Regions from separate parts of the Mus musculus genome. Here all the other regions are linked to region 1. Evidence: chromatin loops called from intact Hi-C (ENCODE). Cell type or tissue: heart. All regions are shown on one strand. Region 1 has its middle 6.6 kb from the start of Gm31069. Region 2 has its middle 3.7 kb from the start of Gm29688. Region 3 overlaps Slc35f3 (solute carrier family 35, member F3).

Evidence for each region. Hi-C counts contacts between places; a loop is a spot of excess contacts. Peaks named below come from ENCODE experiments on the same cell type or tissue, not always from the same donor. Only the 100,000 strongest peaks of a DNase experiment are listed, where the experiment ranks them.
Region 2: a loop joins it to region 1, with 8 times the contacts of the local background. A loop is called at or near these places in 2 of 42 quality-filtered maps.
Region 3: a loop joins it to region 1, with 2.5 times the contacts of the local background. A loop is called at or near these places in 4 of 42 quality-filtered maps.

The regions. Positions count from the first base shown.
Region 1 is chr8:125,949,082-125,951,581 of GRCm38, reverse strand. No RefSeq gene overlaps it. Among named protein-coding and RNA genes, the nearest start is that of Gm31069, 6.6 kb to the left of the region's middle. In heart, a CTCF peak has its summit at 1,153 (motif pointing left); a DNase peak (open chromatin) is centred at 1,101; H3K27me3 peaks cover 201 bases.
Region 2 is chr8:126,974,507-126,977,006 of GRCm38, reverse strand. No RefSeq gene overlaps it. Among named protein-coding and RNA genes, the nearest start is that of Gm29688, 3.7 kb to the left of the region's middle. In heart, a CTCF peak has its summit at 1,082 (motif pointing right); no DNase peak of the experiment used is centred here; H3K27me3 peaks cover 416 bases.
Region 3 is chr8:126,381,787-126,384,286 of GRCm38, reverse strand. Slc35f3 (solute carrier family 35, member F3) reads right to left here. Exons shown (of 8, transcript NM_001363500.1): 4 at 1,953-2,172. Among named protein-coding and RNA genes, the nearest start is that of Gm51604, 39 kb to the left of the region's middle. In heart, a CTCF peak has its summit at 1,383 (motif pointing right); no DNase peak of the experiment used is centred here; H3K27me3 peaks cover 327 bases.

The sequences.
Region 1 (2,500 bases):
ACAAGAGCGTGAGCAAGCGTGGGGTTATACCGTCTTCTCTCCTTAGTAACACAGGGCCCACAGATCCAGTCTCTTACGTTACCTGACCTGACTTCAGCCGCAGGTTTTGTGTAACTGCAGGTAAAGGCAATTCCAAGTATAAGAGGTGAATTGGGAAGGAGAAGGTTTAAAGACTGGGCTGCAGGCCCACAGATCTCCACAGAGGGAATGTGATGGGAAATTCTAGGCCTTGGGGGTTCCTTATTGACCAAGTACTTGGGACATGTCCAATAAGCCTCTTATCCTGTGTGTAGTTACGACACACAACCTAGAGTGTCTAAGACAGTGTAGCTTTAAAAGCTGTATATCTCGGCCGAGCGCATGGCTCAGTTGGTAAAGGGCTCGCCTCGAAAACCCAGGGAACCTGAGTTCATCCCCCAGAGGGTACATTTCAAAAACCCAGGGCTGGTGATTCACACCTGCAATCCCAGCACCAGAGAGGCAAAGACAAGTGTATCTCTGGGGTTTGCTGGCCAGCCCAGCTAGCCCTACTTGGTGAGTTCCAGCCCAGAGAGAATCTCCATTTCAAAGAACCAAGAGGGATGTCTCCTGAAGAGCAAACCCCGAGGTTGTCCTTGAACCTCCACACACCAGTACATTCCACACACATGCAATCTTTCTCTCCCTCTTCTGCTTCCTCCCCTCCCCCTCCTCCTTTCCCTCTGGGTTCCCCTAGATTCTCATCCCATTGTTTCTGTCCCACTAGAGAACCCTGATGTGGAAGGAAGTACTTTCCTTTGCTAGTGTCTGAGGAGGGGGTAGCAGCTTCTACTTGAGACACGGTTCACCTCTGCCTAAACTGAGCGCAAACACTGGAGACCGTCCTTGCTTGGAGTTTTAAAATCCTGCTCATTGCAGACACACAGCTGAGCTACACGTGAGAGCTCCCCTCCCCGCACACGTGCTGCGAATGACTCATTCTCTTCCCCTCCATCCCACATCTTCCCAAGCCCTGTCCTTCAGCCTTTTGCTTCTAAGGGTGATTGTGACTGATTCTCCACCCAAGCCCTTGAGCGCCCTGATCTGTGAAGTCATGTGTATTTAGCGCCACCTAGTGGACATGAAGCATAAAGCCCAATACAAAAACGTTTGCGACTTTGAGTCTGGGTGAGGAGAATCCAACATTACCGTCACGTGTAGTTAGCGCCACCTCGTGGACAGGAAGCATAAAGCCCAATACAAAAGCGGGTTTCCATAGTTGGAAACTTTTGAGTCTGGGTGAAGAGAAACCAGCATTACCAAGTTCGTGGGCTTGAATTACGCTTGTATCCCGTATGTAGCTGCAAACTCCAGAGACAGACCCGGATGGTGAGCTCGGTCTCAGTGAAGCACACCTGGGTGCCTCCACCAGCCTGAGTCTCTCCCACTCTGTGTCTGGCTATAAACGAGCTGGACCCACACCAGGAGGGTGCCTTTATCAGAGGCCTCAGTACATCAAGAGCCCAGATGGTTTGGAGACTTGAACTAACAATCAATATGTTTGAATTACACCGTGGCTAAGCCCAAAACTAGTCAGTGCCTAGCTGTTCCTCCACAGGCTCCTGTGTTTGAACCCTCGGAAGGCAGTGGAGCCTTCTGGACATGGGCACAACAGGCAGATATAGGCCACTGGGTTGGGTGGGTTTCAAGGGCTTTAGCTTTTCTTTGTGTATTAGAGTTTTCTAGAGTCACATAACTTAGGGAATGTCTCTCTATATTGAAGGAATTTGTTTTGATGACTTACCGACTATAGTCCAACTACCCCAACAATGGTCAGCTGTGAATGGAAGTCTAAGGATCTAGTCCACGAAGCCAGTTGTTTCAGCTGGTCTTCTGTAGAAGGAGATTCCAAAGGATGTGCTGGCAAGTAAGTGCAAGCAGGCAAGGAAGAGCGAGTCTTCCTTCTTCAATGTCCTCGTGTAGGTCTCCAGCAGAAGCTGTGGCCCAGATTAAAGGTGTGTACCACCATGCCTGGATCTGGGACTTGCTTTGTCCCAGGCTGACTTTGAACTCGGAGAGCTCCTTGCTTTAGTCTCCTGGGATTAAAGGCGTGCACTGCCTTGCCTGGGCCTAAGCTTTTCATAGCCGCTGTGCCTCAAGATCTCCATGCCAAGATCCAGGTCAGAAACTTATGTCTTCCAGCCTCAAGATCTAGATCACAGGTGTGCCCTCCAATTCTAGGTTGTCATTCATTCCAGATTTAGTCAAGGTGACAACCAGGAATAACCATTATACTCTGCTTCCCTCTGCTGTCATGATGCTCAGCTTCTCCAAGCTCCCTCTGCTGCTAGTTGGTCCACAGTGCCCTCCATACCTTCCTTGACCCCAAACAGGACCACCCCCCCTTGGGTGCTTCAGCCAGTGCTTGCTCACAGTGACAGACAGGACTGAATAGCTGCACCCTCTAATCTCAGGGTCGGAAACATTTAGAGCAGGCGCCACTGTGTAACCTCCATTCCTCCCCGGGTCCATAGCCTGCCCT
Region 2 (2,500 bases), 1.0 Mb before region 1:
GTCCTGATTCTTGTGAAAGGATAAGAGGGATTTATTTTGAATCAGAAAGTCAGAGTTCTTGTAACAGTGAAGACATGTTTAGCCCCATTGTATAAACGAACTCTTTTGTGCTTTGTAATGCCACTGACTGTTACTGAACAAAGCTCTAAGTATCGGGCTAATACAGCATTTATTCAGAGGATCATTCTAATTAGCTAAGTGAGAAGGAAATGGCAGAAACACAGGAGCGATTATGCCCCTTTGTTCTGCAGAGGGGCTTCATGTCTGTGTTGTTAGGTCTCAAAGAAACTCAGGACAAGTGGCTGACTGAGGTACCTATTTAACCCAGAGCATTGCAAATCCCTGTTACGGGGTCATCCTGTTGGCATTCCCTGTCCCTGTCCCAAGCTTCTCCAGCCCCTGAGCTTTGTTGCCCTTCCCCCAGCTTCTCTTGCCTATATAACACAGCCATGTGGCTATGGCTCCTCAGCTTCTCTTCTGCCCCGTTTCTCTTCTTTTTCTCCTTCCCTCTCCTTCCCTCCCTCCTCTCATTACCCACTTCAGTCTGCTGGCCATGCCTAGTCTGTGCTGCTGCATTCACAATGATATGTAAGCTAGGTGGACAAGGGGCTAGTGCTTTTTTTAAAAAAAGTCCATCTTTCAGTAGGGTAGGACAATACACAAATAGTGTGTGTGTGTGTGTGTGTGTGTGTGCGCGCGCGTGTGCGTGGTCTCCCTATACAACCCAGGTCACCTTTGAACTTGCAGTGATCCTCCTGAGCACTGGGATTATAGGCATGTACCAGCATGTCTGGGATGGCATATAATGCTATTTTTAAAATATGTGTGGATTGAAAGTGGAAAGATATCTCAGTGGTTAAGAGTACTGGCTACTCTTCCAAAAGACAGGGGTTCAAGTCCCAGTACCCACATGGCAGCTCACAACTGTCTGTAACAAGATCTGACACCCTCAGACATGCATGCAGCTAAAACACCAATGCACATGAGAGTAAAAATAAATTAAAAAGAAAATATACGTGGACTGAGTCAATTTATGAAAGGGGAATCCTTTTCTCTATTGTATAGCTTGCTTTTTCATAGATTGCCACTAGATGGCAGTCATGCCTTCCTAAATCAATATGAGGCTTGGGAGCCTTTTGGGAAAACCATTAGCTCAAAGAACTTGAGGTCAAAATGATTAAGATTACTGGTTGAGAATAATGAGTGTGAATTATCAAGCCAGCTGAATGAAAAAGATAAATTAAAAGGAGGACATGACTGCTCCTAAGGGGTTGAGGTGAAGGTTTATCATAGAAATAAGGGAGAAAACAAATTTAGAGGTGTCTGGAAGAGTCCTGAGTATAAGAGGGGAGAAGAAATGGGCGCAGCGGCCAAGAAGGCAAGACGGCGAAAATGCCACGTAACTAGAATGGCTAGGTTATATAGGGGAGAGCAGTGGGGGAAGGGAAACCCAGCTCCTAGGCTGGAGAAGTTTAAGGCTAGGGAATGGGGTATGCCAGCCAGGAGGACTCTGAAACAGGTAGGGACTGAGGGATGCTGGGAGAACCCGCCAGCCAGCAGCAGCTTTGATATATTAATAGGCATCTCAGCCTTTTGTCCCGTGTTTGAGACTTAACGCCAGTTAAGAGAGACCTGTATTGAACCAGTATGGTTCAGAATGGTAAAAAGCAGTTGATATGATTGTACATTTGGGCTTCAGGGTTTTACATCTCTGTCTTAAGATCATACTAAGTTAATAGCAGGGTCTCAGTGGTTGAATTCTGGCACATCTTGGTGAGTATTACATGCTTAGAACATGAGTATTTGCTTGGGCAGTGGTGGCTCATGGCTTTAATCCCAGCACTTGGGAGGCAGAGGCAGGCAGATTTCTGAGCTCGAGGCCAGCCTAGCCTAGTCTACAGAGTGAGTTCCAGGGCTACACGGAGAAACCCTGTCTCAAAAAAACCAAAAACAAACAAACAAAAAAAAACAAAAAAAGACAGCTGCAGTGTACTCATATAAATAATAAATAAATAAATCTTTTTTAAAAAGAAAAATCACATTGGAGGTGTGAAGATGGCTCAGTGGTTAAGGGTCCTGGCTGCCCTTTCAGAGGGCCTGGGTTCAATTCCCAGCACCCACAGGGCAGCTCAGCCATTGTCTGTAACTCCAGCTCTGAAAGTTCTGACACGTTGCCTTCACATAGATACACATGCAGGCAAAACACCAATGCACATAAAATAAGTACACACACACACACACACACACACACACACACACACACGGTTTTAAAAGGAAGTGGCAAGTGGCTTTACCTGCTGAGCCATCTTGCCAGCGCCATGTAGTCATTCTTTAATGGCACTCAGTTAATGGCTAATGGCGAGTGTGAGCTGCATAATTCAGGTTACTTAACTTTTCATTTATTTGTCTCTTTTGATTGGACTGTGAAGGTCATTGAAAGCTAGCTCACAAATATTCACTGAAGGAAGAACACTACAGTCTACTTAATGTTAGCATCTCC
Region 3 (2,500 bases), 430 kb before region 1:
AGTGACCAGGGTCTCCAGAGTATTAGAAGATATGTTTCCTTACATTTTGGACCTGTCCACCACCTAGGTCACTAGAACTGCGGATGCCCCTTCCCATCTTCAATAAGCTGTAACTGGGTGACTGAAGCAATTATTTTAACCACACAAGTCTTATTTGCTGCCCCTGCTGCCCCATAACCCCGCTTCTTGCAAGTCTTCTCCTCCACAAGGAGGAGCCTTGGTCCTATCCTTCACGTCTATGAAGCTGGCATTGATCACCCAACCCCCAGGCTGGAAGCTACAGTAACTAGTAAGACTTTGATAATTCCCTAGAAGCAGGAACTGCCCATCCCTGACAAGGACTTGAGTGGCCGCCAGCTGTCTCTCATTTTGCCTCATGGATTCCATGAGCTTTCTGAGCTTTGTATTGATCCTGTAGCCTACAGTGGGAAGTTCTTCAGTGACCGGCCATGCACTTCTAAAAGGAGAGCATGCCTGCCTGCACAGTGTATGCATATTACAACATCCTGTCATCCATGCGGCCCTGTAGCTTCTCCCTACAGCACCCACTGAGTACCGAAAGCCTAACACAAACCTGTAGTGTGCAGGGGTCAGTAGAGAGCACGTTAAACAGAGGCTAGCATTGCCAGGCTATATCCCAGTAGAAGGGTATAGGAAAGTCTCCTACCCACAAACAACAAACGAGCACAGATCTCAACCACACTGTGTTCTGCAAGTCGGCTGAATAGCTCAAGTTTACTCTCACCCACATCTCTTTCTGTTTCTGTGCCATTGACCTTGAAGCATCTCTTTCCCATAACAAAAAAAATTGCTCGGGACATCTGCATCATGCCCCAAAGCTCTATGGAGTCTCTTGATTCTTTGACCCCTAAGTAAAGCCTGCAAAGGCATAACCATGGATTAGTGACCCCGGCACACCCAAGTCTTTAGCTCTGAGTCTGTGTGAAGCACCTGCAGCCCCTCCAGACACATATTAGATCATTGATTTACTGAAGGCTTTTCTGGGTGGCAGCCTGGGGCGTGAGTTTTTATTCCAAAATTAACACTGAGCCTCAAAACAAACTCTCCCCCTGCTGTAAGCTAAAAATATGAACCAGCAGTTGACTCACGTCCCCACTGCTGTTTGTATAACTCAGGTGGGCGTAAGCCCACCCTAAAGGTGATGTCATTCGTCTCAGGACAGTGAAGCAAGGACAGAAGCAGAGGACCCGGAGTCTGCCTCTTGATGGTTGCCAGCAAGGTTAGCTCGAGTGAGGCTACCCAGCACCGGGCCCTGAGCTTCAGGAAGGAAGGAGGAGATGATCAGCTGTGCTCTAAGTGACCAGTGTTCTGGCCTACTCTGTGGCAAGGAGAAGAACAGCAGAGGCAGCCCCTCACCACCAGAGGGAGCAGGTAGAGAGCCACCAAGATTCTGTCCTTGACCAATGGCACCCATTTCCTCTCCTTGGGTTAGGCATTTCCATGTTCCTGCTGGGACTTTGCATTGCACTTACCATGCTGCACACAGCTGTCATGAAATCTGGCTAGCTCTCAATCAACTATGCAATTTTCTCTGGCAAAATTCTGGCCATTCATGGAATGCCATCGCATTTGCCCTTGATCAACAGTTTGAAGTGAAATCCCCACCCCACTGCCCTGCCCCAGCTCTCAGCTCTAATTTAGCACTGGCATTTCTGGCTACATGGTTCAGGCAAGGCCCCGAGCCTCTCCCAGACACATAAACCAGGTTGATTCCCTGCTTGGTACGAGCTTTAGGGGATGCTCGTGGAAATGTCGGGGATGAAAGTTGCTCTCACAAATGCTTCTCTAGCGTGGGTAGCAAGCAAGGAGGCCTGAAAGCCATAGCAAGAACCGCACCCTTCTGAGGATCAGGACCTCGGTCAGCAGCTGCTGCTTGCAGGGCGGGGTTTGGGCACGACAGAGAGGGGCAAGACAGTTAATGGAGAACTTACCCTCACTCCCATGAATCTGTCCCTGAGAACAATCCACGACAGCAAGAAAACAAATGATTTGTTGCAGCAGAACAGGACGGAGACGTCTGTGGCGTTTATCTTCTTTATTGCGTGTAAGTACAGGTAGTTTGTGAGAGTCCAAAGAACACCAAAAGGTGCTGCCTTGGTAAAGAACACTTTCAGAGTCAAGCCATTGTCTCCAAAGAACCGACAGCATTCCCTAAAATGAGGGGAGGGGAGGGGGAGGGGGAGGGGAGCAGAGGGGAGGGGAGAGAGAGAGAGAGAGAGAGAGTTAGTTAGTTATCATCTTGGGTTCATACAAACCATGACTTACCTTCTACTCAGCTAATAAGCAAAAGAAAAATTAACAGGGAGGGGAATGTGGTTCATTTGGTGGAACGTTTTTGCCTAGCATGCAAGAAGTCCTCGTTTCCATCCCCAGCCCTGCAGGCACAACCCTGTAATTCCAGCATTTGGGAGGTGGAGGGAGGGATTGGAGATTCAAAATCATCCTTAACATACAGCAAGTTTGAAGCCAACTTGGTATA